Linked DNA regions of Homo sapiens: region 1 is linked to region 2. The links are chromatin loops, found by intact Hi-C in ENCODE. Cell type or tissue: gastrocnemius medialis. All regions are shown on one strand. Each heading gives the region's core, and the rest is flanking DNA. Links, peaks and the distances in the headings are about the cores only. Region 1 overlaps SYNE2 (spectrin repeat containing nuclear envelope protein 2). Region 2 has its middle 53 kb from the start of SYNE2.

Region 1 (5,380 bases), core at 226-5,225, 76 kb after region 2:
AAGACAAGAAAAATCCAACAAGAGTCTAATTGGCTGGGCATGGTGGCTCACACCTATAATCCCAGCACTTTGGGAGGCCGAGGCGAGTGGATCACCTGAGGTCAGGAGTTTGAGACCAGCCTGGCCAATATGGTGAAATCCCATCTCTACTAAAAATACAAAAATTAGCCGCACGTGGTGGTGGTGACGGGTGCCTGTAATCCCGGTTACTTGGGAATCTGAGGCAGGAGAATCGCTTGAAACCGGGAGGCAGAGGCTGCAGTGGCCTAAGATCACACCACTGTACTCCAGCCTGGGCAACAGAGTGAGACTCTGCCTCAAAAAAAAAAAAAAAAAAAAGATGATATGTAATTAATATTACAGTTTTACTGTATGTTGCACATTCTTCTGCAAGTTGCTATCTTTCCTCTCAACTGTGAGATTCATCCGTCTTGGTATATATGTAACTCTGATTCATTGATTTTCATTGTTTAATATTCCATTGTATTAGTATGTCTCAGTTTATCCATTCACTTATTGGTTGATATTTAGTTTTTTATGTCTCCTTCTAGGACCCACCTGTTCACGTCTTTTGCTTATTTTCCTGTTGGGTTGTTTGTCTTTTTCGTTTTGATTTGTAGGTGTATTGTTTTTGTAGTTTTCTGGAAACAGTTACTCATTAACATGCACATAAACCACATAATGACAGCTTTGCCTTTCCGATATTATTGGAGCTACATATAGCTACTCATATTTGAAAATGGGTATACTCTAATCAGACTGATGTGAAGTACATAAGTAGAATTGTCTGAGTGTTAATATGCCAGTGACTGTAGATATAAACATATTTCTTTATTTAGAATGGATATGACTTACTTTTTTTTTTGATAAAGATTAATTTCCCCATATTTCCATAGTCATGCAGGTGAAGGTGTGGACTCTACAGTACTCTAAAGTGTGAGTACTTACCTTTTTTGTTTTTTGTTTTTTTTTAGATGGAGTCTAGCTCTGTTGCCCAGGCTGGAGTATAATGGCACGATCTCGGCTCACTGTAACCTCCGCCTCCCGGGTTCAAGCGATTCTTTTGCCTCAGCCTCCCAAGTAGCTGGGAGTACAGGCGCCCAACACCACGCCTAGCCAATTTTTGTATTATAGAGATGGGGTTTCACTGTGTTAACCAGAATGGTCTTGATCTCCTGACCTCGTGATCCACCTGCCTCGGCCTCCCAAAGTGCTGGGATTACAGGCGTGAGCCACTGCACCCGGCCAAGTACTTACCTTTGTAAGAAATCATAAGATTCTCATTTTTTTCTCCATTAACTACATAAAGCAGGACAATGGTTGGCACCATTGCTTCCTCACTGAACTGTGGATGGGTCTCAGCATGCAAAGGAAGTAGAAAGTGAATGGGAGGACGGCGGCTGTTGCTCAGAAGTTCCTTCCATAATTTGATTTATTAACACTATTTGGGTTGTTCATGGCTTGGTTTTCCCTCCCTTTTTCCTCCAGTGAACGGTGACTTGACAGAGGTACATAGGAGGCTACTTGTTCTCTTGTTGGCTGCTTGTATTTGCTTTCTGGAAGGTTATTGTTTTCAAGGATCTTAAGCACCTGGATTAGGACAGTTAAAAACCATTTGTTAGCTTGGAAAATGTCATCTTCCTCTTTATCCTGCTGTCCTGGCTGTGTGCTTCCTTCTCTCCCTTCCTGTATCTCTCTTCCTTACAGATTGCTTGCATTACGTATCTATGAGATGTCCGTCTGTCAGAGTGTTTAACGTGTTGTTCATTGTAGTTCTTTAAAACCTTCTTATAGTTGCACAAAAAGACGTAAACATTTAAAAATACTTTTGGTACTGGAGGTTGCCTTTTCCTGGAGCATTGCATCTGATTTCCTTGTTATTTGTAGACTAAATCCTACTGAACGCTGTGGCTCTCCCTGCCTGCCCTCTGCTCCACTGTCTCTGCTTCTCACCTCCTGGCTCTGCAGGCCTCTTTTGTTGTTGGGAGCTAACAAAGTACCATAATTTGCTAGATGTCGCAGGAAGATGACAGGCCAAGGGGTTCCAGGAAGGATATCTATGTAACCTGCCTGAGCTCTCTTATCTTTAAAATTGCCACTAACTAGCCTTGTCTCTCTTGGGAATAGCCAGAACTTTAGAGTTAAGAATGTTGTTCAAAAGAAAGATGTTTATTTTTAGAGGCAGAAAATATTTTGAGCCTATTTGCCATAACTGCTTTTTTTTAAGAAACAAAAACTAATGGACTTTACAAGTGGGTAACCTCAAAGGGAAAACAAAAATCTTGCAAGAAGATTTAGCAATGTTTAAAAGTTTGGAAAACAAGCTTCATTAAGTAACTTTTTATGTTTGCTTAGTCAAAATTAATATTACTATAATTATTCTGAAATTCTCTTTTTCCTTGCATTTCTTGCCAAATAACCTGATTTAATGACATAGAAAATAAAAAATGTCAAAGGGGAAAAGTATTTAAAGACATTTTGTTGTTGGTACAAAGGGTGTGGTGTTATCACTAGGAGACAAGCAGAGTTCTCAGAGATGGTGTCATCTAAATTAATTTTATCTTCTTCATGATCACATGGATAAAAAAATTCAAACCTCTGATTTTTTTTTTTTAAATGGGGTGTTGCTATGTTGTCCAGGCTGGAGTGCAGTGGCTACTCACAGGTGTGATCATGGTGCACTAAGCTTTAAACCATTGGGCTCAAGTGATCCTCCTGCCTCAGCCTCCCAAGTATCTGGGACTACAGGTGTGCATCACTTTGCCAAACTTTCAAGTCTTTGATTTTTAAGGAATCCTGATTTTATTTTAGCAGGATAATTTTTACTTTATGAGGCCCAGTTTCATGTAATAATGCAGCATGTGATATAGATAAAAATCAAAGACCAGAGCTAACAGAATGGCCCTTCCTTCTCATAGCATCTTTATGAACAGTTGTGAGTAAAGGTGATTCCCAAAACCCTTTACAGATACTAAGTTCTATTTAAAGATTCACAATAACAATGACAACATTTTAGGGCTCTCTTCCAACACCATCACTTCCTCCTTCTCCTGGGAAGTTAAGCTTGGGGTGGAGGAGGTGCAGTGGTATTCCTGGACTAGCACGCCCATGCTGTTGCCTGCGTTTGTGGAAACAGAGACCTTTATGGGACACTGAGCAAGGGGATTGGTGATGTAGAAATATGTTGTTGGAGACTAACAGAATAGAAAAAAAAAATGAAGTGAGTAACACTTGTCAACCTCAGCCAGTCATGGGGGGAAATACCTTCACATATTAAACAATAACAAATAAAATGTTTGAAATGCCGATATTTATAGTAAATTGCTTTTTCTGTCTTTTGGCACGAATCTTAAGAGGTACATTTGAGGGACAACAGTGTATGGGCCGAAGGGAGGCGTCACTGCCCAGGTGGAAGAGCCTGCTCTTGCCCTCTGCAGTTCTTCAAGGTTCCCAGACCGGTGACTTGATGCGAGAAACCCCAGGGCAGAAGGGAGACTGGCCAAAGTGCATGTTGCAAGGGGTGCATCTTAAAGACCCCTCTGATTGACTTGGCTGTACTCTAGGGAGGTCTGTGGACCAGGATCACCCCAGCGATTCCAGTTTAAACTATGATGGACCTGTTTTATGAAGGTACAGGTATGAGTTTGGTGACTATGGATTGAGCTAGTTGTTTAAAACTTATTTAATCGGCTGGACGTGGTGGCTCACACTTGTAATCCTAGCACTTTGGAAGGCTGAGATGGGAGGATTGCTTGAGCCAAGGGGTTTGAGACCAGCCTGGGCAACACAGCGAGACTCTATCTCTACAAAAAAAAAAAAAAAAAGTTAGCGGGGTGTGTTGGCACACGCCTGTAATTCCAGCTACTTGGGAGGCTGAGGTGGAGCCAGAAGTTCAAGGCTGTAGTAAGCTATGATCATACTGCTAAACTCCAGCCTGGGTGACAGAGCAAGACCCTGTCTCAAAAAACAAACAAAATCTTATTTAATTGCAGTAGTGGATACCATTATATTTTTTTTAATTAAAAAAAACAAGCAACAAGCAAATATGTTCCTTTTTTTTTTTGAGACCGAGTCTCGCTCTGTTGCCCAGGCTGGAGTGCAGTGGCGTGATTTCCGCTCACTGCAAGCTCCGCCTCCCAGGTTCATGCCATTCTCCTGCCTCAGGCTCCCGAGTAGCTGGGACTACAGGCGCCCACCACCACGCCCGGCTAATTTTTGTGTTTTTAGTAGAGACGGGGTTTCACCGTGTTAGCCAGGATGGTCTCGATCTCCTGACCTTGTGATCCGCCCACCTCAGCCTCCCAAAGTGCTGGGATTACAGGCATGAGCCACTGCGCCTGGCCCCCAAATATGTTTCTTTTAACTGCATTGCTAATCGTATCAAATAAACCGAGAGAATACAGTGAGTTGTTCAGAGCCTCCCAGTGAGTCAGGGAACAAATAAGACAGATCAGAAACCACTGTCCGTGGATACTCAGCCTGTTACTTAGTCCAACAGACCTGTTATTGAGGATTAACATCCACTCAGAGCCAGAAATAGACCAATTGAGACTAAATCAGTTTTGATTGTTGGTCTCTAAGGATGAAAGGATGAGGGATACATTAATTTGCTGGGCAATTGATTTTCCCTTGGGATAAGAGAGAAACAAGACCAAAATTGTCAGTCATCAAAAATGGCACAGCCACTTTCGTTAATAAATTATGTTTGGGTTTGGAAAACTTCCAGCCCTATAAATAGATTATGGGAAGCCTTCAGGGAGAGACAAAAAGGTGCACCATGACTGCTTTCATATAAAAAAAATAGCAGGCCCATTGAACTTGGAGAAAAAAATGAGAGGCCTATAACCTAGAACTTTGGTCAAAATAGGAACTATGATTCATAGCTAAAACTTTACTTTCTAAGTTTGTTACCACTCACTTCCAAGTTTAGGAGGAATAGGTCAAAAGTTTGGCAGGAGGATTTTTGGGAACAATTTGTACCAACAGGAGATTTCTGAGCAGTTCCATTTTTCCTGCTGAGAGGTGGTTAATTTGGTTACTTACATTCTCATATTTTGCCGTAGTAGAGATTAAGAAAACCACTGGAGTGGAAATGAGAACCATCTCTACATTTTAATACTGTGATTGAAATAGAATTATGGAATGCTTCTGAAGATCTACACTGTTGTAAAGTGACACCATTCTGATTTTCTGGGCTTCTCATAGGAATGTTGAAAGTCAGCAAGTGGAGCTTGATATTTAACAGTGGAGTTGGGGATCAAAGCGGCGTTATCTTTCATGAGTAGATGTGTTCCCTATGTGTGTGTTCTTTGCTTTCTTAATCTCTGTGTCTGTGTCTTTTTTCCTGTGTTTCCCTGACAGTTCTACTTTATGACTGTCT
Region 2 (5,380 bases), core at 72-5,071:
CAAAAAATTAGCCGGGTGTGGTGGCGTGCGCCTCTAGTCCCAGCTACTCGGGAGGCTGAGGCAGAAGAATCGCTTGAACCCAGGAGGTGGAGGTTGCAGTGAGCCAACCTCGTGCCACTGCACTCCAGCCTAGGTAACAGAGTAAGACTTCATCTCAAAAAAAAAAAAAAAAGAAAAGAAAAGAAAAGAAAAAGGAAAAGAAATAGGCTGGACGTGGTGGCTCATGCACTTTGAGAGGCTGAGGTGGGCAGATCACCTGAGGCCAGGAGTTTGAGACCAGCCTGGTCAACATGGTGAAACCCTGTAAAAATACAAAAAATTAGCTGGGCATGGTGGCGTGTGCCCGTAAAGCCAGCTACTAGGGAGGCTGAGGCAGGAGAATTGCTTGAACCCAGGAGGCGGAGGTTGCAGTGAGCCAAGATCACACCACTGCACTCCAGCTTGGGTGACAGAGTGAGACTCAGTCTCAAAAAAATAATAATAATAATTGAGATTTGGTCTCTGACTCTGCTACTTAACCATTTGATGTTGACAAGTTATTCAACTTGTTTGGAGCCTAATTTCTTATCTATAAAAACAGATGCAACCTGCTCACTGCAACCTCCACCTCTTGGGTTCAAGCAATTCTCCTGTCTCAGCCTTCTGAGTAGCTGGGATTACAGGCATGCGCCACCACACCCGGCTAATTTTTGTATTTTCAGTAGAGACGGGGTTTCGCCATGTTGGCCAGCCTGGTCTCGAACTCCTGACCACAAGTGATCCACCCGCCTTGGCCTCCCAAAGCGATGGGATTACAGGTGTGAGCCACCACGCCCAGCCAGATGTAATAATTTCTACACATCAGGATTGTATGTGTGAAACACAGTATGAATTAATGCATGCAAAATCTTAGCACAATACCTTGCTCATAGTAGACACTGAAGAAGTGAGAGATTTTTCTAGCCATCAGGATTCTTCTAAACATTAGAACCAGTCATGTATTCCACAGAGGGACAGGGCAATTTGCTAGGACTTCTTAGCAAAACTAAACTTGAAAAAGAACAAAGAACAATTCAGAACTTATTCAGTGGCTAGATATATTCAATATATTTGTTTTATTTGATCTAGGTTAGCATATTAAACACCTCTTTTCTTGCATCTATATTTTTTGAGGCAAGGTCTTGCTCTGTCACCCAGGATAAAGTGCAGCTCACTGCAGCCTCCATCTCCTGGGCTCAAGCAGTCATCCCATCTCAGCCTCCTAAGTATCTGTGACTATGGGTGCACACCACCACGCTCAGCTGTTTTTTTGGTTGTTTGTTTTTTCAACTAGAGATAAGGTCTCACTATGTTGCCCAGGATCGTCTCAAACTCCTAAACTCAAACAATCTTCCCACCCTGTCCTCCCAAAGTGCAAGAATTACAGGTGTGACCCTCTGCATCTAGCTTTCTTGCATACGTCTTATCTAGAAACCTTAACTTGTTTTTTTTTTTTTCTTTTTTTTTTTTGAGACAGTATTTCTCTCCTGTCTCCCAGGCTGGAATGCAGTGGTATGGTCTCGGCTCACTACAACCTCCGCCTCCTAGGCTCAAGCAACCCTCCTGCCTCAGCCTCTCGAGTAGCTAGTACTACAGGCATGTACCACCATACCCAGCTAATTTTTGTATTTTTAGTAGACACGGGGTTTCACCATGTTGGCCAGCCTAGTCTCAAACTCCTGACCTCAAGTGATCCACCTGCCTTGGTCTCCCAAAGTGCTGAGATTACAGGCATGAGCCACCACGCCTGGCCTGAAAACCTTACTTTAATCTCCTTCTCCTATTTTCTGGACTCTACCCTGGGGTCTAAGAGATATTATTTCACTATTATCTCCAAGCATGTTTAAGAGGTATGATTAGAGCAACACCCATCTGTATGGCTACTGTCAAAACAATTCATGAGAGTTCTAATGGAGGGAAAAAAGGTGGGTAGGAACAGGCCTTGTTCGCTTGTCCAAATGGGTTCTGTGGATGCCAGAGATGACCCGATATCCTGCTGAACAACTCTTCATGGGTCCCAGGGTCCTGCTCACACAAGTCACCAAGAACATTTTCTAAATATAGATGCTGGAAACCTTTTCTATCAATGGCACTGACCTGTATTTAGGAAACAAACACTTAAAGGACAAATGTGCTTTGTTTTGTTTTGTTTTTATGAGACAGACTTTCGCTCTGTCATCCAGCCTGGAGTGCAGTGGCGCAATCTCTGCTCACTGCAACCTCCACCTCCCGGGTTCAAGCAATTCTTCTGTCTCAGCCTCCCAAGTAGCTGGGATTACAGGCATGCACCACCATGCCTGGCTAATTTTCGTATTTTTAGTAGAGACGGGGTTTTGCCATGTTGGCCAGGCTGATCTTGAACTCCTGACCTCAAGTGATCTGCCCGCCTAAGTCTCTCAAAGTGCTGGGATTACAGGCATGAGCCACAGCACCCTGCCAATAAATGTTTTAAAACTTTTTTTTTTTTTTTTTTGGCCGGGCGCGGTGGCTCATGCCTATAATCCCAGCACTTTGGGAGGCTGAGGCAAGTGGATCACGAGGTCAGATCGAGACCATCCTGGGCAACACAGTGAAACCCCGTCTCTACTAAAAAAACAAAACAAAACAAAAAAATTTAGCCGGGCGTGGTGGCGGGCGCCTGTAGTCCCAGCTACTCTGGAGGTTGAGGCAGGAGAATGGCGTGAACCTGGGAGGCAGAGCTGGCAGTGAGCCACTGCACTCCAGCCTGGGCGACAGAGAGAGACTCTGTCTCAAAAACAAACAAACAAAAAAGACTTTTTGTTTTTCTAATTGACAAAAACAAAAATGTTTCGTTTATTTGGTAAATTACTCAAGTATTTCTTCCAGTAGATGTCAGTGTCGCACTTGAAAAATGAACTTTCACTTTTATAATATGAAAGTTAAATTCTTTTAGCCCTGGGATGGCATCTTTCTTTCGCTCTAATAGAAGATACTGCCAGATGATCCAGACTGATCTTATCCTCAGATAATTTCCTTCAACGGGACATCAGGAAGGAATTTGTTGTACAGAATTGAAGATTTGGCAAGAAGATCTAGACGCATCCAAAGTCTCCTAGAGAATGACACTTTTAAAATAAGAACTCTAGTTAAAAAACAAACAAACAAAAACTCTTAATTTTCCTGTTAGCCTGTTCATTTGAGGTTCTTTTGGTGAGCCCTTTAACTCTGTGACCTGTGTTATGTTTCCATCCTAGAACAAGCTTTCTTCTGAGGATGAAAGGCAATTAGTCTCTGATTTTCTTACAGAAAGTATAATAATAGGTTTTTTGGTTTTTTTTTTGAGACGGAGTCTCCTTCTGTTGCCCAGGCTGGAGTACAGTGGTGCTCCAGCTCACTGCAACCTCTGCCTCCCACGTTCAAGTGATTCTTCAGCCTCAGCCTCCTGAGTAGCTGGAATTACAGGCATCTGCCACCCAAAGTGGTGGGATCACAGGTGTGAGCCTCCCAAAGAGCTGGGATCTTTTGTATTTTTAGTACAGATGGGGTTTCTCTCTAATTTTGTATTTTAGTAGAGACTAGGTTTCACCATGTCTGCCAGGCTAGTCTCAAAACTCCTGACCTCAACTGATCCGCCTGCCTTGGCCTCTGAAAGTGCTGGGATTATAGGCATGAGCCACCGCACCCAGCCATAATAATACTTCAGTTCAAAAACTAGAATGTTTTGTAGCCATAAAAAAGAAAAAGATCATGTATTTTGTGGGAACATGGATGGAGCTGGAGGCCATTATTCCTAGCAAACTAATGCAGGAACAGAAAACCAAATACCACATTTTCTCACTTGTAAGTGGGAGCTAAATGATGAGAACTTATGAACACAAAGAAGGAAGCAGACACTGTGATCTACTTGAGGGTGGAATCTGGGAGGAGGGAGAGGAGCAGAAAAGATAAGCATTGGGTACTGGGCTTAATACCCGAGTGATGAAACAATCTGTACAACAAACCCCTGTGACATGAGTTTACCTATGTAACAAACCTTCACAGGGACCCCCAAACCTAAAAAGTTAAAAAATAAAATAAATGATAATGTTAAACATTTCTCTATTCAAGGAATTATGAAGATAAGTAAGCATATTCTTTTTCTTTCCCTGTTGTATTTATTAACAAAATAGAAATAAAAATCTCTTTAGAAAATTGTTTTTGAGCTCTATGCCTGAAGTTATATGGAAGTATAACAGATGGGAGCACAGTGGGATTCTTGCAGAGTGCCTGCCAGATATGACACATGCTACACAGAGAGCAGAAAGGGTTTCTTAATGCAGAGTCAAAAGGTTACTCATAAAAAAGACAACAAATACGGTGCAGTGTATACTGCTTGGGTGATGGGTGCACCAGATTCTCACAAATCTCCACTAAAGAACTTACTCATGTAACCAAATACCACCTGTACCCCAATAACTTACGGAGAAATAAAATTTAAAAAAAAAGATAAACTGGGCGTGGTGGCTCACGCCTGTAATCCCAGCACTTCAGAAGGCTGAGGCAGGCAGATCACCTGAGGTCGGGAGTTCGAGACCTCGAGACCAGCCTGACCAACATGGAGAAGCCCCATCTCTACTAAAAATACAAAATTAGCTGGGCATGGTGGCGCATGCCTGTAATCCCAGCTACTCAGGAGGCTGAGCCAGAAGAATCACTTGAACCCGGGAGGCAGAGGTTGTGGTGAGATTGCGCCATTGCACTCCAACCTGGGCAACAACAGTGAAACTCCATCTCGAAAAAAAAAGTAGTATAAAGAAATAAAACCCTAGAAATAGAAGAAAAGGATAATTCTATTTAAAATTTAGGTTAGCCTTAATTTATTCGTCTTAAGAAGGTCTTTTTAAACAATACATGAAAGGCAAAAGCAATAAAATACTGAAAATTTTTAATTCATCTAAATATAAAAACTTAAAAACATTTAAGTTTTTATAAGTATAAAGAAATAAAACCCTAGAAATAGAAGAAAAGGATAATTCTATTTAAAATTTAGGTTAACCTTAATTTATTCATCTTAAGAAGGTCTTTTTAAACAATACATGAAAGGCAAAAGCAATAAAATACTGAAAATTTTTAATTCATCTAAATATAAAAACTTAAAAACTTTTTTTATAAGTATAAAGAAATAATACCCTAAAAATAGAAGGAAAGGATAATTCTATGTTGTTGTTACTATTATTATTATTTGAGATGAAGTCTTGCTCTGTCACCCAGGCTGGAATGCAGTGGCATAATCTTGGCTTACTGCAACCTCCGCCTCTCAGGTTCAAGTGATTCTCCTGCCTCAGCCTCCTGAGTAGCTGGGATTACAGGCATGTGCCACCACACCCAGCTAATTTTTGTATTTTTAGTAGAGACGGGGTTT

Evidence for each region. Hi-C counts contacts between places; a loop is a spot of excess contacts. Peaks named below come from ENCODE experiments on the same cell type or tissue, not always from the same donor. Only the 100,000 strongest peaks of a DNase experiment are listed, where the experiment ranks them.
Region 1: it touches region 2 in a loop (13-fold over the local background); 1 of 110 quality-filtered maps calls a loop at or near these places.

What each region holds. Positions count from the first base shown.
Region 1 is chr14:63,872,443-63,877,822 of GRCh38, forward strand. The region is part of intron 1 of SYNE2 (spectrin repeat containing nuclear envelope protein 2); the gene reads left to right. Among named protein-coding and RNA genes, the nearest start is that of SYNE2, 22 kb to the left of the region's middle. In gastrocnemius medialis, for the core only: no CTCF peak of the experiment used is centred there; a DNase peak (open chromatin) is centred at 3,079; H3K27ac peaks cover 4,294 bases.
Region 2 is chr14:63,796,923-63,802,302 of GRCh38, forward strand. It overlaps a transcript of SYNE2 not described here. Among named protein-coding and RNA genes, the nearest start is that of SYNE2, 53 kb to the right of the region's middle. In gastrocnemius medialis, for the core only: a CTCF peak has its summit at 2,882 (motif pointing right); no DNase peak of the experiment used is centred there; H3K4me3 peaks cover 1,003 bases.